2 separate regions of the Homo sapiens genome follow, and region 1 is linked to region 2. Evidence: read pairs that join two places in POLR2A ChIA-PET (ENCODE). Cell type or tissue: OCI-LY7. All regions are shown on one strand. Each heading gives the region's core, and the rest is flanking DNA. Links, peaks and the distances in the headings are about the cores only.

Region 1 (11,169 bases), core at 1,301-9,300, 150 kb after region 2:
TTTTTTTTTTTTTGAGAAAGGGTCTCGCTCTGTTGCCCAAGCTGGAGGGCAGTGGTGCGATCATGGTTCACTGCAGCCTTGACCTCCCAGGCTCACCTTTCATCTCAGCCTTCCTAGTATCTGGGACCACAGGCATGTGCCACCACACCTGGCTATTTTTTATTTTTAGTAAAGATGAGGTCTCGCTATGTTGCCCAGGCTGGTCTTGAACTCCTGGGTTCAAGAAATCATCCTGCCTCGGCCTCCCAAAGTGCTGGGATTTACAGGTGTGAGCCACCACACCCAGTCAGTCTTTTTTTTTTTTTTTTTGAGAGAGTCTTGCTCTGTCACCAGGCTGGAATGCAGTGGCGCGATCTCAGCTCCCTGCAACCTCCGCCTCCCGGGTTCAAGCAATTCCCCTGCCTCAGTCTCCCAAGTAGCTGGGATTACAGGCACGTACCACCACACCTGGCTAATTTGTTTGTATTTTAGTAGAGGCGGGGTTTCACCATGTTGGCCAAGATGGTCTCAGTCTCCTGACCTCGTAATCCACCCGCTTCGGTCTCTCAAAGTGCTGGGATGAGAGGCGTGAGCCATCGCGCCCGGCCAGTAATTTCTAACCCATAAACATCTTTGACAGCTGGGTGCAGTGGCTCACTCATGCCTGTAATCACTGCATTTGGGAGGCCAAGGCAGGTGGATCACTTGAGGCCAGGAGCTTGAGACCAGCCTGGTCAATGTGGTGACACCTTGCCTCTACTAAAAATACAAAAATTGGCCGGGTGCGGTGTCTCAAGCCTGTAATCCCAGCACTTTGGGAGGCCGAGGCAGGCGGATCACGAGGTCAGGAGATCGAGACCATCCTGGCTAACATGGTGAAACCCTGTCTCTACTAAAAATACAAAAAAATTAGCCAGGCAAGGTGGCAGGCGCCTGTAGTCCCAGCTACTTGGGAGGCTGAAGCAGGAGAATGGCAGGAACCTGGGAGGCGGAGCTTGCAGTGAGCCAAGATCGCACCACTGCACTGCAGCCTGGGCGACAGAGCGAGACTCCAACTCAAAAACAAAAAACAAACAAACAAAAAAAAAACAAAAATTATCTGGGTGTGGTGGTGCATGCCTGTAATCCCAGCTACTTGAGAGGCTAAGGCATGAGAATCATTTGACCCTGGGAGGCACTCTGTCTAAAAAAAAAAAAAAAAAATTGACAAGATGTTCAGGATTTTCAATAAAAGGAAGAAATATACTCATTTATTGAAACTAGGATGGCCTACCTATTTTACCATGTTGGAAGTTTCCTCTTAACAATCTTTTTTTTTTTTTTTTTTGAGACGGAGTCACTTTCTGTCACCCAGGCTGAGTAGCACAACCTCAGCTCACTGCAACCTCCGCCTCCCGGGTTCAAGCGATTCTCCTGCCTCAGCCTCCCGAGTAGCTGGGATTACAGGTGCCTGCCACCACGCCCAGCTAATTTTTTTGTATTTTTAGTAGAGACAGGTTTTTGAACTCCTGAGTTCAAGTGATCCACCTGCCTCGGCCTCTCAAAGTGCTGGGATTACAGGTGTGAGCCACTACACAAGTCTTAACAATAACTGTTTAAGAATTGTGCCTAAATATGGAATTACCTGGCACAGCTGGAAGAAGATGAAGAGGGGAGGAGTTAGAAAAACATTAGCCCATGAATGATGCCACTTGAAACCAAGAACATGAATTTTCCCTTAAAACTGTAAACACACAAAATGTGAAATTAAAATTAAGATGAAAATGTGAAACACCATGTAAGAGAATTAACCCTCACAATTCTCACTCATCAGCAACATTACTGCTAGCTCTTTTCTCATCTATAATGTTCGATGGTGGCAATGAGAATACAAATACATAAAATGAGAAGACATGATTTTTACAAGAAAGGGAAAACAGGGTATCCACTGAAATGTTAACAGTTGTTACCTCCATTAAACAGGATTGCAAGCGATATAGCTTTTTTCTCTGTTTGCTTTCTTAGTTGCATCTTCTAATTTTTCTACAACGAATGTGTCATTAATTGTGCCGTTGAAAATTCAAAATTATTTGCTATTCAATTTCCAATTGAAAACATCTGAATTGCACCCAAGCATTACACAGAGCCAGTGCTGAGGATTTCACTCAGCTCTGGCACATGGGATATTTTGTAGGCACTGGTGGAGTGAAGTGACTGTCTCGCCACCTCTTCCAGCACACTCAGCAACCATTCTCTAATTATGCCATAGTCTCTCTGCCAATATTTTATGGGAGTTTTACAAGATGCACCTACAGCTACTTATACTCAGAAATCGGAAGACCTTCTAAAGTTCTTGCTTAAAAAAAAAACCCACCTTTTTGTTTTTCTTGTTCTTGATTCTTTAGAAACTTCCTCAGCCTTCCAGAAATCAACACGGGCCACAAGAATCATGTATTATTTCAGACTAGAACCTAAAAAAGAGACTCACCAGGTAACAGCCTAGGAAGCTACTGATTATATGTAGTATATAATTATTTGCTGTCTTGGTTCTAGGTACTAATCCCATGGAAAATATAGAAAGACGGCAGCAAGGAACATTGAGACATGAAAGTCTTTGCCACGTGTAAAATCGTAGATGTTTTAAAAAAAAATGCAGGCACAAGAATTTAGCAAGAAAAAAAAATAGACATGCCAATAAAAAAGCTGCTTCTTAAAATCTGGCTGGCAGTGTCCTTCCTCTCCCCAAAGGATACTCTTAGTAAAGAAAACATGGTAGATTTTTTTCTCCCTTGCCTGTATTTGATTTCCAATTAAAATTAAATATAAACTGAAACGCCACCTGGATTTCAGCAAAATCCAATCCCCGCCCTCCACCCTTCCTTTTTTAAAAAGAAGAACCTGGGCTTACATATACAAACATTTTGCTAAATGACCCGTGGCAAATTGCGTAATGCCAGTAAAAGTTGTGTTTTTTAAGTTATGAGCCCCAAAGATTTTATCTGAAATAAAACCCTGATTCAATTCAGATTCTGGAGGCAAACTGTGTCCTTAACTCTGCGTCTAAATTTAAAACATTTGTGTGTGGGGCCCCTTCAGTAACGTTGCTAGTAGGTATGGTGGAGAAATTCTGTATTGATTAGGATATGTGTTTTCTTTTCTAAAATGGTAAATTGGGGCACTAATTGCCCACAAGAACCGGTTCCCTGCAGTCTCCAAGTAGAGGTCAGTTTCTAAATGAAGGTTTGCCTGTCAAATAAGAATTCGTACTGAGTTCCATTTATCGCCTCAATGAGGAAAGACAGAACTGTACTTCCATGGAGAAGGGTTCTCCTTGGAGGTCTCCAACAGCCATATCTACAATGACCCAAGATGATTGGATTTTAATATAAAGCGGATGAGGTGGGCTAAAAAATGGAACGGTTCTAAGAACAACTTGATTCCCTCCTGACCTCCACCTTTGGGTCCCCAAGACCTCAACCATGGCTTTTCCCAGTCTTCAAAAGATTCTAAGAAAGGACAATAATAAAGTAAGGAGCACGTTTTAAAGGGTTGGCTATTGTGCCAAGGTCAATAAATTATTTAGCATATTCATCACATCGACCCTCTCAGGAAGTTATCTCTATTGCCCTGTTTTACAGATGAGAAAAGTGAGGCTGTGAGAGATGGCAAAACTTGCCCAACTTCACTCATCGAGTGTAGGCGCTGGTGGGTGGGTTTTCAACTCTCATCAGTGGCATTCCAAAATGCCTCCAATAAAATATTCCTCCTGCCCTTTCCAGCTCCCCAGGGCAGTTTAAATCAGTCTCTAGCAGAAACAACATGAAATGGGGTAAGCAACGAAGTGTATCTGTAATGACTGTGGACATGCGACATGATTAAGCCCACACAGACTGGGAAGAAACTTAGAAGTGGGGAGCAGTGGTGGAAATTTAAAGAAAACAAATGTGGCCGGGCGCGGTGGCTCACGCCTGTAATCCCAACACTTTGAGAGGCTGAGGAGGACGGATGATGAGGTCAGGAGATCAAGACTATCCTGGCTAACATGGTGAAACCCTATCTCTACTAAAAAAATACAAAAAAATTAGCCAGGCATGGTGGTGGGTGCCTGTAGTCCCAGCTACTCAGGAGGCTGAGGCAGGAGAATGGCGTGAACCTGGGAGGCAGAGCTTGCAGTGAGCCGAGATCGCGCCACTGCACTCCAGCCTGGGTGACAGAGCGAGACTCCATCTCAAAAAAAAGAAAAAAAAGAAAAAAAAAGAAAAAGAAAACAAATGTGGTTTTTTAAAAATCCATACTCTTTTTATTGACAGGAAAGTGATTTTTGTCACAAAATGTTAGATAATGAGTAGTGGTTGTCAAATTTGATGGTGGAAGCACCTAGAAGTGAGGCAGAGATCTCCCTGTGGAGAGATAACACCAGGGAGCAGCTAAGTGGTAGCGGAAAACTTAAAGACATTATGGGAGAAAATCCTTGTACCTGCACAAATTGTATTCCCTTATTCCTATGCAAAAAATAAATCTTGTTCAAGGTGCAGGTATTCTCTGCCATTTATATATATCATTTTTATATATCTCACAAGAGTTTTCCAACAGTGTGAATGTGAATTAAATTAAAAATAACTGTTCATTTTTATTATAAAGGCAATACATGTTATTGTAGAAATTTGGGGATATACAGAAAAGTGTAAACTATATATATGTGTGTGTGTGTGTGTGTGTGTGTGTGTGTATATATGTATATATTCTTTTTTTTTTTTTTTTAGTAGAGACAGGGTCTTGCTGTCACCAGTCATGGCTCACTGCAGTCTCAGCCTCCTGGGGCTCAAGTGATTCTCCCACCTCAGCCTCCTGAGTAGCTGGGACTACAGGCAAGTGCCGCCATGCCCAGCTAAGTTTGTTGTTGTTGTTGTTTTTCTTAATTTTTAGTAGATACGAGGTCTAAGCTGCCCAGACTGATCTCGAACTCCTGAGCTCAGGTGATCTTCCAGCCTTAGCCTCCCAAAGTGCAGGAATTACAGGCATGAGCCGCCATGCCTGGCTTAATGTATATAAAATAAACTATAATCCCATTAACAGACCCCCCCAAAAAAAACCATTGACAGCATGTTGCTTTTAGGTTTTTCCCCCAGCAATCATTACATTATGATAATTTTTAAAGTAATTAAATGTTCTACATTTTAATGGGTATATAATTAATATTATATCAAACTTATATGTTAGCATTTTTTAACCTTCTTCTAAGGTTAGAGATTTAGGGTGCATTTAATTTTTCATATTGTAAATACCATTACAATGAACATCCTTAGGCATAAATCTTTCTGCATGCCTCACATTATTTCGGTAGGTTAAATTCCTGGTGATGATGATCATGGCGGTGGTGGTGATGATGATAAGAATACCAAAAGTTGGCCATGCATGGAGGCTCATGCCTGTAATCCCAGCACTTTGGGAGGCCGAGGCGGGTGGATCATTTGAGGTCTGGAGTTCAAGACCAGCCTGGCCAACATGGTGAAAACCTGTCTCTACTAAAAATACAAAAAAACATTAGCTGGGCAATAGTGGCGCGAGCCTGCAATCCCAGCTACTCAGGAGGCTGAGGGAGGAGAATCGCTTGAACCCAGGAGGCGGAGGTTGCAGTGAGCCGAGATGGCCCCACTGCACTGCAGTCTGGGCGACAGAGTAACACCCTGTCTCAAAAACAAAACAAAACAAAAAAAACCCAAAAGCTAATGTTTGCAGACAATTTACCATGTGGTGTGCAAACTTCCAAGCATGATACATTTTATTTAGACTATTAAATGCTAAAATTATTTCCGTTTGATGGATATATAAACTGAGGCACAGAGAAACTTACACAGTCACCCAACTAGCAAGTGGCAGAGCCATGACTCAGGCCAAACATACTGACTCCACAGTCTATGCTGTTAAACTCTGCCAGTGGTTCTTCAACTGGCAGCAAAGAAGAGCTAGAAATAGATATGCAAATTTGGAGGCCCTGCCCCAGATCTACAGAATAAAGTACTTTAGGGGTGGGTCCAGTAATCTATGTTTTAAGAAGCCCTCCAGCGCCTGGCGTGGTGGCTCACGTCTGTAATCCCAGCACTTTGGGAGGCCGAGGTGGGAAGATCACCTGAGGTTGGGACTTCGAGACCAGCCTGACCAACATGGAGAAACCCTGTCTCTACTAAAAATAAAAAATTAGCCCGGCGAGGTGGTGCATGCCTGTAATCCTAGCTACTTGAGAGGCTGAGGCAGGAGAATCACTTGAACCTGGGAGGCGGAGGTTGTGGTAAGCTGAGATCACGCCATTGCACTCCAGCCTGGGCAACAAGAGCAAGACTGTCTCAAAAACAAACAAACAAACAAAAAAGCCCTTCAGATGATGCTCACGCACATAAAAGTTTGAGAACCACTGCTGACTGCCATAGAGCCACTCAGTAAAATTGTATCCCTGATTCAAAGGGTGTGGCTGTTTTAAGCCTCTTGATGTCCAATGCCAAAATACCCTCAGAATAGGGTGTACAAATTTACACTGCCTTCAGCCCTATAAGGGGTTGTCTGTGCACTTACTGTAATCTGTGCTCATTTAGTCAAAGATCTTTCAACTGGTTTATAGGGTTCTGTAGTTAGAAGAATTTCAAGAGTGTGTAAATCTGGTGTTTACATTTCAATAGACATGAAATGGCTCTTGGTACAGATTGCTTTATATGACCTTACTTTCCAGAGTTTGCTTCAGAGCTGGCGTGTACAGTGCTACATTTTAAATACCTGAGAAATTATTCCAGGGACATACTGGGAAGCATTCTTCCAAAAGAGGAACCCTTTTCCAAATTAAAGATAGACAGGTCACTAACATAGTTAACATCAACTAATCATAGAAAAGCCTAAGAGTATTTGTCAAAAGATTGAAACATTTGGCAAATCTAATTAACATACAGAATAGCTGTGTAACGTTTTTTTTTTTGGGGGGGGCATATTGTAGATGAAATTGCAATCGCAAAATTACACATACAAACACACTTTTCAGGGAAAAAGTTATTTGGGTTTCATCAAATTCACAAAGGAGGGGCCATAAACCTGCAAAACATAAAAATGATGGTATTAGAGGCTGGGTGTGGTGGCTCACGCCTGTAATCCTAGCACTTTGGGAGGCCAAGGCAGGCGGATCACCTGAGGTCAGGAGTTCCAGATCAGCCTGGCCAATATGATGAAACCCCATCTCTACTAAAAATACAAAAATTAGCCAGGTGTGGTGGCAGTAGCCTGTAATCCCAGCTACTCAGGAGGCTGAGGCACAAGAATTGCTTGAACACGGGAGGCAGAGGTTGCAGTGAGCCGAGATCAAGCCATTGCACTCTAGACTGGATGACAGACCACGACTCCGTCTCAAAAAAAAAAAGTATTAGAAACATGAACTATGCCAGTACAGATTTTTGCAAATTGTGAGATATAAGTGATCCAATTACAAACTTAAAAACAGAATCAAGAAAGTAAGAAGGGAAAGAAGAAAAGTTGGAAGGGAGAAAATACAAGGGCAACACCATCTCTTCAGAAATCCTGTCAGTTCATAAACAACTAAATTGAGCAAATGCCTTCGAATTTGGCAACTATTTTTAAATTAGGTATTATGGTTTCAGTTATTTCAGCTCCATTATCAATAGAGGTAAATTAGCTAAAATTCAATATAAACGTTTGTGAAATATGGACAACACCAACTAAATTATCACACTTGTCAGCCCACATCTAATCTCTGGAAATCGTACAATCAACTTTGCACCTGGGTAGACAGATAGTCCCAGGCCATTTCCTGGAGACCAATAAGCTCAGATGCTACAGTATGGTATAAGAAGACCTCTCCTCACCATGTGCCTCTAGTCTTTCCAAGTGCAAATCCAAACTTACTTGTCTCAAAATTTAAAATGGCAAAATGGAAAAGACACAGCTTTGGGGCCTTTAAAATCTCTAAGTCAGAAGCCAAACCCATATAGTTCAGTGTATACTTACCATCCATTATCTCCTGATGGAAGAGGTTAAAACAAATCAGCAGATGTGCACATACTGAGACTCTTTCCTAACTTCACCAAGGTCTAGAATCCCACCAACATAGACACAGATTCATCCTCTCCTGGCTACTGAAGATTTATTACCTAAATCACTCACCTATCAATTAGTCATATACATCTCTTCTACAGTTTATCTTCAATTTGCTTTAAAAATTGTAAGAACTTTTCATGTTATCTGTTTATGTCTTACTGCACCTTTACTAAATTATGAAATCTTTGAATGCAGGGTGATACTGAGAATAATATATTTTTATATCCTCTAGCCAACTATAGGACTATGAACATAAGATAGGTTATGTTTTTATGTTAATTTTCTTTGGCATGGAGCCAGGGCCAAGGACATCTGTCTGCTCTGTGAGTGACTCACTAAGTGAGTCCAACCTCCATTTCCTTACTAGACTGGCTGAAGATTCTTTTAACCACCAATAACGTCAAAACTTTTATCTTGTAAGATGCTGTCAGCTGAATGATTAGAAAGGAACTCTAGAGGAATGATGACAATTAGAAGTAATTTTGCCACTCCAGAAATTGTGAAACAAAGTCTTAAACAATAGTATACCTATGGCCAGGTGCGGTGGCTCACGCCTGTAATCCCAGCACTTTGGGAAGCCGAGGCAGGCGGATCACGAGGTCAAGAGATCGAGACCATCCTGGCCAACATGGTGAAACTCCGTTTCTACTAAAAATACAAAAATTAGCTGGGTGTGGTGGCGCAAGCCTGTAGTCCCAGCTACTTGGGAGGCTGAGACAGGAGAATCTCTTGAACCCGGGAGGTGGAGGTTGCAGTGAGCTGAGACAGGGCCACTGTACTCCAGCCTGGCAACAGAGCAAGACTCCGTCTCAAACGAACAAACAAACAAACAAATATATATAGTATAAATAAATAGATATTTTTCAGAGAGAATTTAGAAAAGAGTGACGAATGCTTCCTCAGTTTTGTCACTGTAAAGTAAGGGTAGAAGTCTGTAGAAGGCAAATCTTGTCACATCTGCCATTCATTAATCCAGAGATTGACAAACTTTCTGCAGAGTGTCAGATTAATATCTTAGGCTTTGTGAGCCACACAATCTCTGTTGCAACAACTCACCTCTGCTGCTGCAGCATGAACGCAGTTATAGGCAACAGTAGGCAAGCGGGTGTGGCTGTGTTTCAACAGAACTTTTATTTACTAGGTGGCAGGCTGGATCTGGCCCAAGGGCCAGTTTGCTGATTCCTGGTGTAGTCTGCAGAGTTATAGTGCCTTATACCTAGCCCCTACTCAAAGAAGGTACTGAATGAACAGCTGAGACAAGTTTAAAATTATGTACAGAATGCAATCTTGACAATTACAATTGTGAATCACTACATTACAGAATATAATCTTGATAATTATAACTGTGAATGTCACATACTCAGCTTATGCGTGATGCTTTTCCTGTCCCAAGAACCTATTAATGGGCTGGGGGTGGTGGCTTACACCTATAATCCCAGCACTTTGGGAGGCTGAGGCGGGTGGATCACCTGAGGTCAGGAGTTTGAGACCAGCTTGGACAACATGGTGAAACCCTGTCTCTACTAAAAATACAAAATTGTGGGCATGGTGGCGCACATCTGAAATCCCAGCTACTAGGGAAGCTGAGGCAGGAGAATCACTTGAACCTGGGAGGCAAAGGCTGCAGTGAGCTGAGATCGCACCATTGCACTCCAGCCTGGGCGACAAGAGTGAAACTCCATCTCAAAAAACAAAAAAACTACTAATGATACAGTAAGTCTATATAAATACATGTGATATATACATATAGCACACAGCACAAAACTTTGTGTTTATAAGAAATAGAAATTGAATGAGAAAAATCAGAATATAATCATAAAAATACACACTGTAAATGCATTTTCACTTAATGCTTTTGGATGTTGAATTCCTACTGAGTTGAAATGGAAATATCATCCATAGGAAGAAAAAAATGAGGAAAGGTAAGCAATATTATCACAGTATTATTTATCATACACATTAGGACTAAAAATAGTCAGGAAAGAAAGAGCATTATGTCATTCTCTCCCAGTCTTTAACCTTGTAAAAGGTTGTTGAGTTTGTAAAGGGTATATCAAGAGTGAATACAGGAGGCTATAAAGAGAACTACTTCGTATCATGCAGCCCTGAAAAATTAACACTTAATAATTATAATAATAAAAAGTCACTTTTGCCCTGCTTTAGGATGCTACCTCTTATTTTGTTAATTTTTTCCAAAAATATTCCTTCCTTTGGCTCTGAGAGGCATGACTCTGCTGTTGAAAAGCAAAAGACATTTTACGCACAATTTTCCCTCTACTAGGAAGAGGTATATTGTGCCCTTCAGTGAACATAAAATTGATATTATCATCTCTTAGTTTATATCTCACTACTTAACCTTCAGATTAAAAGTTATTGGATTTGAATGACTAAGAAGACATCATGTCACCTTCCCTTCAATGTGGAGAGACCGAAGTTGAAGATGAGACAAGGTAATGTGATAAAAACACGAATGTAGGATCAGTGGATGCTTTGCCTCTTTTTTTCTTTATTTTTTTTTTCCTTTTTTTTTTTTGAGATGGACTCTCGCTCTTGTAGCCCAGGCTGGAGTGCAGTGGCACAATCTCGGCTCACTGCAACCTCTGCCTCCCAGGTTCAAGTGATTCTCCTGCCTCAGCCTCCTGAGTAGTAGCTGGGATCACAGGTGGATGCCAACACGCCCGGCTAATTTTTGTACTTTCAGTAGAGATGGGGTTTCGCCATGTTGGCTAGGCTGGTCTCGAACTCCTGACCTCAGGTGATCCGCCCACCTCGCCCTCCAAAGGGGATTACAGGCGTGAGCCACCAGCTGCTTTGTCTCTTTTAATAGGTGGCTGTGATACTGACAACTCAGTTGTGTTTGTGTGGATAATAAATTCTGAAATTAATGGTCTACCTGAAGAAACTTTGCTGAAGATTAATATGTGTTAGGAAGTTCATTTTATTTTTGGTACAGTCAAAAAGGAGCTGTCTAACAATAGGGATAAAATAGTTAATTCAAGGGGAACACAGGGTTACCAACCTTAAAAAAAAATCCAATATCCTCCACAGTTGGTATCTGCACTATCAGTTTATGCAGAAGATCCTGCAAAATGTCCACATGGAAGGACTAAAGAGAAA
Region 2 (11,169 bases), core at 1,541-9,540:
CTGTAAAACTCTTGGCGACATGTGCCCGGGGGGATTGTCCCATATTAACACCACCTGGGCTGTGGCAATTGTGCTCTGTCTGTGCAGTGGCACTGAGGAGCCCAACAGGATGTTATTTTAGAGTACACACAAAAAGGAAAATTACAGTTAAGAGAATTCTCTGGCTAGCGTATCTGTTGCTCAATTCCCGAAATAGTTTCCCAAAGGAACGGTTATCTTCTTTATTCACACAGGCAGAAGTGACAAGCTGGAACACATATTAACAATTTCCCTTTGTGAGCTTCCACTATTGTTTTAATGAGGAGAATATAGTTTATAATATACTTAGGCCTTGACTGATTACAAAGGGGTATGGAATAAAGAACTTCAGGAATGCTGTACATATCTAACGCACTCATTTGCATTGCCCCAGTGAGCCAGTCGGCAGAGAGGTAGCTCCCTCGGAAAGACCTATGGAGCCAGGCCACGGGGTAACACTGGTGCGAACACAGCAATAAAACAGAATAACTGCACAAAAAAGCATCTTTGCAAATCTTGAAAAGGAACATGACATCCGCTTAAGTCTCCAGCATAGGTCCCCCCTTCATCTGGCTCCAGTATTGGCTTAAGAGCATAAGACTCCCAGCTGTCATTTATTATAAGAATAGGACTTTTCCAAGCCCCTTTTCCTCTCAAAGGGAAGGCCCTTGACTTCCCTTTGCACTTTTGGTTGGTTTCAATATCCATCAAAGAAAATCTTCTGTCTAATTTAAGTGGTGAAGGTGTGCAATTCAACAACAACTTTTTATAGGTAAAAGAGTAAAACCGAGTACCATGGACAATACCATCAGAGTTTCCAAAAGGCTGGTTCTCACTCTTCTCCTGCCACATGCTTTCCCTCACACCCCTGGTGTGGAATAAATGTTAAGGAAAGCTAAGACACAATTGGGAGGAGGGGACACAGGCCTTTCCACTCAAGCGCAAATACTTGCAAAATGCCTGGGTGCCAACAAAGGAATTTGGCAGAGAACCTGTATCAGCGGCAGCGGCGCATCAAAAAAGAATGTCTACCTTACAAGGTGAAAGAAATGGGGGGTCCAAAGATGGTTTTGGGTGGGAAATCTGGCACATTAGACACGGAATAGCCTGTGGCTGAGATTCATATTATACAACATCCTAATAAAAAAATTCAAATCAACCAAATTTAAGAGTAACTCAGAAAATGAACATCACTCTCCAGACCCATGATGTCATTTTATTGGAAAGCATTTATCATTTAAACACAATAAATAGAAAGAGATTTATAGAGTCTAAAGATGCTGTGTTATGGTAAAAGGCACTTTATTGAGGTAAGGCACAACAGCTGTTAGAGAATAATGGCTGAGGTTTTTTTGTTTAATCACCCCACAAAGTGAACAGTCAAAAAAAAAAAAAAAAAAAAAAAAACAACCCATAAACCCTTCCCTTATGGCATGCCAATATTTTAAAGATTTTCTCCCGGTGCCCTCCCTGCATGTGTGAATGACAGGCGGTGATACGGCACCATGCCACATGGCCCTGAGAGAATCCTTTCTCCCACTTCTAAGTCCCAAAAGTGATTGGTTTTAAGCAATCAGACACATCACAGTTCTTCAAAGCACGATGGCTGCCAAACAACAGGCAGCATGTTTAGGGTACAAAATGCTGATTCGCCCCCAGGGTGCTTCTGTCTGACCTCAGCAGGAACAGCTTTTGCCCTAAGTAGGTTACCTCCCCGACAGATAGACATGGGACAGGTGATGCTGCCAAGAGTCTGCTTTGGAGCAAAAATAAGTACCTGTATCTTAGGCCTCTGCAGTTAGCCACACCTGGTCCTCTTTCCGGTCCCCTACACCTGACAAGACATGCCCAGCACGCCCTCTATATTCTCCACTGTGCGTCACTGGTTTCTAACCTCCTGACTTCCCTGCCAGCAAAAAGATGAGGTGGGTGCAAAGGAAACTGGCAACGGGGATTTTCCTGGGGGCTTCTTCTAAATTACTGCTGAAAAGATAGGTCTGGCCCCAAGCTACAACCAGTGGAGGCTACCATCTGGACTTGATCCGGAGCTTAACCCACTCTGTAGTCCAATTCTCATCAAAAGTCTGGGCTGTAGTGAAGGTGGTCTGGGGAGCAGCCCACTGGGAGCCACCAGAATCTGGCAGTCACTGCAAGTCCCTGAGGGTCAGGGAAATCTCAGGTCTAGTCCCTGTATGGTCACTAACTAGCTATGTGACGTGTGCAAGCGATAACATCATTCTGGGCCCCAGCTGCACCCTCTGTACAAAGGGGAGAATACCCCATAAGGTTACTATGAGGATTAAATAGGAAAATCAAAAAATAAAAATAAAAAATAAAAAAAATTAAAAATAGGAAAATCAGTATAGTATCAAGCCCTATGTCAAGTCTGTTGAGCATTGTGTCTGGCACACAGTAAGAGTTACATAAATGTTAGCTGCATTCTCATCACCACCATCACATGTCAGGTCCTTTCATCCTTGACAAGAGCAAAACAGAACCTTAAATTTGTGTCTCTTGCCTGTGATCACAGAGCCAAGGAGTGGGTCTCAAGTCAAGGTCTCGTGGTAGCTCCTAAGGAAAGGAAGCAAATGGGGTCTGGTCCCTTCAGTCATATGATTTCTACTCTGTTGGCTCACGTAAGAATGGCAAGTCACTAGTTTTGAGGACTGAACCTGTCTGGTGGCTCCCCAGTGGGCTGCTCCCCAGACCACCTTAACTACAGCCCTGACTTTTGATGAGAACCTGTCTGGGATGTGAATCAAGTGTCTGGAGAAAAGTCCTGTTCTTTCCAAGTGTCAAAACCTCAGTGATAAACACACAGCTTCCATTGCTTCTCAAACTTGAACATGTATTCCAAACCCCTGAGGCTCTTGTTACAATGCAGATCCTGATGCAGGTCTGGGGCAGGGCCAGAGACTGAGTTTCTAACAAGCTTCCAGGTCACAGCAGAGCTGCTGGTCTGCAGCCTCTGAGTAGCAAGACTCCAGGGTATGTAGGGCAAATGCAAATTCCTGCACCCCATCTCAGACCAAGAAAGTCCAGGTTTCAGAAGAAAGGCCTAGGAAGCTGTGTGTTTAACAAATACCCTATGAAAATATCATCAGGGAATCTGAGAAACACCAGGCTAATGGTGAAGGTCAGGGGTCAGCAACTGTTTCTGTAAATGGTCAGATAGTAAATATTTCAGTTTTCGTAGCCTATATGGTTTCTGCTGCCACTACTCAAGCTTGCCATTGTAGTGTCAAAGTAGCCGTAGACAATACGTAAATGAATGTGACTGTGTCCCAATAAAACTTTATTTACAAAAGGAAGCAGTGGGCTGGATTTGGCAGGCTGACCATAATTTGCCGAGCTCTGTTATAGTGTTATAGATTGTTTAAATGCCTTGACTCATGTTGGCAGGAAGTAGCAGTTAACAATTTTGAAGACAATTTGGTGGAATTTGACCACAGGTTCTCCAAAATGCTCTAACGGGGAAGAAAGATTTAAAATAACTAGCTTGCTCAGTATTTCAAATCAAAATAAATACAAATTGTCCTCTGATTTTTGGGGAAAAAAAAAAACTGAAATGAGGAAAAACTCTTCAAAATAATGGGAGCTAGAGTTTACTGCTTAAATTTCAACAGGTCCTACATATCACAGAACATGCACCAGTTAAAGGCTTGTGTATCTGGAACAGTTCTGAAAACTAACTTCTAGAATTTTAGCAAGTAAACCAAGAGCACTGACATTTATTCACAAACACAGAATTTAGTTTAAAAAAGAAAAAAAAATGCAACACTAGACATGTACATGTTTCAAAGTTCCTTGCCTTTTGAAAATAACAAGGCCTGTAAACACAAATGTTATTGTTACATAGTCAAATACATGGCAACATGTCAAGAGGCCACAAATCAAAAACAGAGACTGTGTATCAAGTGAAACTGTCTATAAGTACACTAGCCAGGCGGAAACCTTCAGGGGTTATTTGAAGGCAACTGCCAACTGTGGAGTGGAGAAAATGCAAGCGACAGTAATACACAGGGCTCCGTCAATAAATGATGAGAACGAGGCAAGGACTATCGTGACTGAAGAGAGCATAGGTTAAACCTCATAGAGTAAAGCGCCCAGTGTGCGTCCCCTGTTTCTAATATGATACCTCAAAAAAGCAGAGACTGCCCAACCACCATCTGATCAGGGTTTAAGGAAACATCTTTGACCAAATGCTTAAGGACACCTTGGAACAAATACTTAGAACAGCTATGAATCCGAGAAATACTCGAGTTATAAAACATCTAATGATGGTGGCTGAACTGAAAGCAAAAAAGCTGGGATGAGAAAAAAGGGAATATTTCTGATTTGGACTATAGAGGACAGCTGAAATGAAATAAAAAGCATATGATGTGTTCATTGAGGAAACACAGGATTTATAAGGCAGGAAAAAAGTGGGGATACGTTATTTTGGATCTGCCTGTGTGTAAATCCCCCATGAGGTTCATTTATGTTCTTTATGTGCTGTTTCAGACCAAAATGATTTATAGCTTGTAAATCCCACCTATCCCGCTTCATGAAAGGCCTGGTAAATATGAATATACACCATAAAAGAGAAAACTCTGGTATTTTCTTTTAAACGCAGTGATTTGCACACAGTAGGTTAACTTAATACGTGTTTTGTCAAATTGAATTTCAATTAAATTTAAAGTATCTTTTAGGGACACTCATTTTATCGTAATTTAGTATTCACTTCTATGCTGAATGAAAACTTTAAGTACTATTTTGCAGACTAAAACACAGATCTGAATTTGGATCTTGGATATGCCACTAACCACCAGTTCTATGACCCTGGGTTAGTTATTTAATTTCTATTATTCGATTTCCTCATCTGTAAAATGGGTATAATCATCCTTACTGCTTCCTGAGTGGTCAGGTGGATAAAATGAGACATCACTCCATATGCAAAAGTCTAGCCAGTGCTTGGCACAGAGAAGGAACTGATTAAATGTGAGTTCTTGTCCCTTTCCCTAGTGCACCATAATGTAATGTGATATTTCAAATTTTAATTTAGGCAATTACTTAAGTAGTAATTGCTATTAGTATTTACATAGCTGCTTTGATCCAAGAAGCTCAAAGGGCTTTACTAAATTTAGCATTTTAATAGATGTTTCATTTGCATTCTGTTGATTCTGTTTACCCACACCAAAACCTGGAATTTTCTAAAGCAAGACAATTAGACAGGGAAACAAGACAGTATCTTCATATGTACCGGTATCCCAGGCCTGAGTTTTGTCTGTTTCCCTAAGAAGTCGAGACTCTCTGTCCCTATGGAATAAAATGACAGCAAGAGGCTTGAATGCACCTGCTTCCTCTTGCTGCTCCCCCTTAGCTGCGCCATTGAACTTGATCCCCACCACACTTTTCTCAGGCACTGACAACACAGGCATGTTTATTGCACCAATGAATTTATATACAATCAGCACAATAAACATTATTAAATTGTCGGAGAAAATCAAAGCACGAAGCATGGTGCCAGTACTGAATTCTAATGATGCTGAATGTCCATGATTACACAGGGACAGGATCTTAACAAGCCTTGATTTGAACGCTGGCATCCGCCTCACAAATCACATGGGCCGCTCCTCCCGTAATAGTGCTGAATATTGATAAATGTCTCTACCCTGCGCAACAGGGAAGTGGGTTTCTATTGGCAATCTTTACCAAAGTGTGTTTTTTCCCTTCTCTACACTCAAGGGTTTACCCTGAATGATTTAATTATAATTTTCCTTGTGTAAGACAAATTAAAGAGGAGAGTAGGAGTGTCGTGCCAAGCACATTATTTATCTCCTTAACAGATTGCAGCTCACCAAACCCCAGAGCTGCTGCTACTGCAGTGGCTGCTCACAGGAGCCAGCAAAATGCACGGGGGCAAGAGTGGGGGAGAAGGAGTTTTCCAAATGGCATGGAAATACATATGCAACTCAGTTGAGATCATTAGCCATCTCACTACTTTGAAAACAACAGTAACTCTCACAACACTACCTTTTTCCAGCAAATTTTCCCATCGAGCACCCCCAGATCATGTCAGAAAGAAATCTTAAAGCTGCTAACCCACGATCAAGGTCATGGGGTCAGATAGTTATTCAGTGTGGCAGAGACTCTTTCCTTGCCCATCAGAATGGAGGGAAAAGAATATTACACAGAAATCAAAGAAGAGCTTGGAAGGACACGTATTTCACAAATGCATTGATGAGTAAGAGAGAAAACTTATCCAAGGCAGTGACAAGAGACTCCTGAGACAACTGGCACATCAGTGTACAGTGAGACCATACCTTTATAGTGACAGCTTTGTTTTGGTATTTAACTGGTTATCACACGTGATTTTTAAATTAAGCCTAATAAGGTAATGCTACATAATATGCATTTGAAGTATTTATATGTATACGAAGCTGGCTAACTAATCATTGCTTTTTTTTTTTTTTAATTAAGAGACAGGATCTTGCTTTGTTGCCCAGGCTGGAGTGCAATGGTGTGATCATGGCTCACTGCAGCCTCAAACTCTTGGGCTCAAATGATCCTCCCACCTCAGCCTCTCAAGTAACTGGGACTTCAGGTGCATGCCACCATGGCAGGCTAATTAAAAAAAAGTTTAATGGAAATTGGGGTCCCTCTATGTTGTCCAGGCTAGTCTTGAACTCCTGGCCTCAAGCAATCCTCCTGCCTCGGCCTCACAAAGTGCTGAGATTACAGGCATGAACCACTGTACCAGGCCTAATTGATTTTTTAATTATCAATTCCACAAGCTTAAACTGAACTATCTTTAACTGAAGGTGCTCATTTGTCTTGATGGCTACATTCAGTTAAAATGTGCTGACTGGAATTTTCTTTTAATCCAGCCACGTTTAGGAACCTACTAGATAATACAAACTGAGAGATTCAAGAGATTAAGTAGTGGCATATAATTTCATAGTTGCTTCTTTTTTGCATGTACAATTGGAAAACTCAGCCTGCTTTTACATCCAGATTAAGGCTCATTGGAATCTGAATTCTTTTCTGATCCATATTCTAATTCTGGTGTGTAGTATGATGAAGATTAAGCACAACTTTTGTGCAGACAAATAAGGACCATAAAAAAAAATTCAAACAAACTTAGTCTCCCAGAATTAGACTGTCTCTCAGATCCACTTACTTTCAAATGTGCCTTAAGACATGAAAAGGGCTATTCTTCTCCCACTTGCCTCCTTGCTAATCTATCACCTGACTGCAGATACATAACCTTTTAGAAAATGAAACTGAGCACAGCGCATCTAAACAAGAAGAGTTTTCTATGTCACAGGAAATCTGTGCAGGCTCCACAACAGCCGATGAGATTGCCACAAATACCTTAAGTGCATCAGTCGGCGTTTTTCAGTGTATGGCCTCCTGCTCTGCCTATGGATAAAGATGTAATTCAATCGCTCTGCAGCAAATGGACGCATCAACCTTAGGGCATCAAAACCAAGTATAGCAAAGGACAACAGCCTAGAACCTTTTCTTTAATGCTCTCTAAGGTTTTCTTTCTTGAAAAAAAAAAAAAAAAGAAGACATCATAAGAGATTGTAAAGCAAGAGCTAAGATTGGCTTCCAGACATACATATCTATCCTTGCCAGAAACAACAGAAGCCACATTTCCCTCAATGGCTCCAAAGATTGTCAGTGTCCACCATTCTATTCCTCTATCTATTCTTCAAACTCTTCCAAACCAACATGCTTAATGCATCTTTTAGTTCTTCGGTGTCTGCCTCAGAAATTCCAAAATGACCTTGGAAGGATAGTTGAAAATTTTAGTTAAAACATATGTATTATCCTCAACTCTGGTAACCACTCATGGTTTTACACTTGAACATGGTGTGTGTGTGTGTGTGTGTGTGTATGTATGTATCTCTGTGTGTGTGTGTGTATCTGTGTGTGTGTGTGTGTTCAGATAATATTTTTCTGGTATAAAGATACACATCTAATTAAACAGTAGGCTTCTTAAATACTCAATATTTTGAGAAATATATGAAATTACATTTGTAATTGCATAACTGAAATATATAATTAAATGTTTTTTCACTGAGCCATTTTTATTAAAAAACACAATACAGAATTTGCTTTCTCCTGAGAGAAATGGCATTTACTGTCACATACTACTTTTACGGTTTCTTTACCTCTGTGTGTGGAAGCTCTGCCTATGAAATATATAGAAAACAGTTTAGGAATAGCAAACAAAAAGTTTTCAATTTTAGGGGCATTGTATTTTCTATTCTTGAAAAGCACTTCAACAGTGGTATTAATGCTTCTGGGTACTAAGAATACCATAACATGAATTAACAGCTTTATTTTCTTAGAACTGCATGCTAACATGGCATATTCTGGATCTCTAAAACAAGCTCAGCTTCAAGTAACATTCATGTAAAGCCCAGGGCAATTCAAAAATAAAATGTCTTAACTTCTAAATAGGAATACAGCTGCTGAGACAATACTACACTATATCCCACAATGAAGAGAAAGTGTGCTGTGTCTGTTTATGTGAGTATATACAACAGATCCCCCACCTCCACCAGCCACCACCACCACTACCTCTTCTGTCTCTCCATCCTCCAAACCTTCACTCAGAATACATACGGGAAAGACCATGTGCTCCAGGGCACAATGATGAAAAACATGGGCGCCCAGCCTTCAAGGGGAGCAATGTAGAGTAACATAAGTTCTATGTTTTCTCAAACCATAATTCAAAATTGCCCACAGCAGACACTACTATTCCCTTAGAAGGCACTTCCAGCCAAGGAATTCAGCTTGTACGGAGTGAGCACTTGGCAGAAGGAGTAGGCCTGGAAGCCTGGAAATCCAACCCATCCAATGAGAAACTACACGACTTCTGCCCGGGTTCCTAAGCTGAGAGTAGATCTACATAAGTGCTAATTCCATGTTGAAAAGGTGAAAATAATTAGATGCTTCACACCCAAACCATACTGAATACATTCCTCAGTAATTATATGCACATTCAAGTCACATGGATCCAATTAGGGATCACTGAGATATGACGAGGCAGGGCCACCCACCCCTCTCATGTTAAAGGCAGTTTTGGACCCATCTCAGTGGCTGGTTCCTACCTTTCCCTTTTGGGAGTGTGGACTGAGAGCTGTCCATTGGTAGAGGCATGTGGGTTCATTATTAAGGAGGTCTTGGAAGGTGCAGAGGAGGAGACACATGTCGTGGTCAGATCCAAACTGCTGTGATTGTTGCCTGTGGTTTCTTCTGCAGTATGAGCACTTGTCACTTCTTTCCAGAGCTGCTGCAGTTCTGTTGGAATCATGCCTGAAACAAACAAATTGGATAATTAAATCAATTAACAGCTAATTCCGTCCTCTTCAAACAGCAATTAAATCAAAGAGTCAGTAAACAAAGCCTAGTGTTAGGGGGGTTTTTCGGTGTGTGCAGTTTTTTTTCCCCTCCCAACTACGGCAGATGCGGTAGTAAAAAGTGTGTCCTCTTACCGAGCAACTGAGTGGAAGTTGCCCTCATCGCACATAAAAGACTCAGGTGAAAGTGACTCAAAACACAGTTACTTTGCCACAACAGTATGCCTCTAACCATCCCAAGTGTTATTTCTCAATTTTGATGAAAAGTAGATAGATGTTACCTTAGTTTTAGACACAAAGAAGGGCTCAAAATAAATTTGTTCAACTATACTATTATGACAACATGAACTACAAAATGAATAATTTTTGTGCTTAAGTCTTAAATGATGACAAATAGCTTTGTTATTAAATATAGTTTTTATTAATCACTTTTAGACATAAATTATGAATTCATATCGTCTTCCTGAAATGCTTTTCAACTTTTAACAGTCAAATTGATTATACTATGATTATTTCATTAACACACCTATCTTCCTCATTAATTTTGGTTTCTAGTACCACATGCTTAATTGATGGATGTGTCTACTGAAAAACTGTGTAACTTTTTATACAAGTAACACTATTATTACTGTCATTTCTTAGATCAATGGTAATGAACCATTGCAGAATAAAATGCAAACGTAAAATAAACTTACAGTAATGAAGTTCTCTTGTTTTTTTAAAGGGGATCTAAATGGACATGGGTTTTAAGGAGTGAATCCAGTATTTTCCCCCAAGAAGAGATACAATCAGTATGCCAATCTCACTATTGTGGGCCTCTTCGTCTTTATCCTGCTGGCATGCCTCTGTAGCCCAGGTTTCCAAATCCCACCTCAATGCATATTCTAGCCCACACATGCACAGAATAAAGATATTCTAGATGACAACTAACAAAAACAACAACAACGACAACAAGCAACAAAACTTCCTTTGGAGGAACACCGAAAAGAAAACATAAACCCTGCACATCCTAAGGCAATACCACATTAGAAGTGGACGTCTGGATTGCAGTTCATTGTTTCAATCAAGTGTAACACAGCCATCCCAGAAAGCCTGCCATTTTCTGACTATATAGCAGCAGCTGAAACAGGCATGTTTCTTACCAAACCTAAGGTATCGAATTAAAAAAGAAGGCTGTGTGCATTATATTCATTTGAAACACATAATAAAAAATGCCAAGGTCTAAATTTAATTTATTTTTGTCATTTAGAATACAATGGATAGATAATCATCTCAACGTGATCAGCCAAACATCTTTACTTTGCTAAACTGTTAAAGATTTTAATTATGCTAGCATTGGAGAGCACTGGTCTAATGAGGCGATGGACTCCAGAGAATCCGAGTGGTTAAGAACTGTGAAATGAGTCTGATAGGATTTTTTTATATTCACCGTGGATCGTTTGCATATCAAAGAGGAGTAAATTATTGCACAGCAGACCAATAACCTTCCCCGCCTTTCTGAGAGGAGCGTTAACAAAAACAGTTGGTCCCTCCTAACGGTTCTCCACGAAAATGTTCAAATGCTCAAGCATTTGCAATTAATATATATTATAAAGGAGGCTTCAAATGATACATTAAGTGGTCAGATATTCTTAGGAGGCATCCTCGACAGACAAGTCGGTTTTCTTCTCCCTTCATAAAAATCAAATGCCAATTATATTTTGATGGATTTTGTCCCAAATGAGCATTTAGTTATTAGGCATAGTCAATTATTACTTGTCCCCTGAAATTAAGCCTCAGAGGCAAATTAAACAAA

The links. Peaks named below come from ENCODE experiments on the same cell type or tissue, not always from the same donor. Only the 100,000 strongest peaks of a DNase experiment are listed, where the experiment ranks them.
Region 1: POLR2A ChIA-PET joins it to region 2 with 11 read pairs; 3 of 35 experiments call an interaction of 5 or more read pairs at or near these places.

What each region holds. Positions count from the first base shown.
Region 1 is chr3:71,177,847-71,189,015 of GRCh38, forward strand. The region is part of intron 6 of FOXP1 (forkhead box P1); the gene reads right to left. Among named protein-coding and RNA genes, the nearest start is that of FOXP1-AS1, 110 kb to the right of the region's middle. In OCI-LY7, for the core only: no CTCF peak of the experiment used is centred there; a DNase peak (open chromatin) is centred at 5,925; H3K4me3 peaks cover 573 bases.
Region 2 is chr3:71,032,203-71,043,371 of GRCh38, forward strand. It overlaps FOXP1 (forkhead box P1), which reads right to left. Exons shown (of 21, transcript NM_001349338.3): 11 at 9,126-9,330. Among named protein-coding and RNA genes, the nearest start is that of FOXP1-AS1, 250 kb to the right of the region's middle. In OCI-LY7, for the core only: no CTCF peak of the experiment used is centred there; a DNase peak (open chromatin) is centred at 1,779.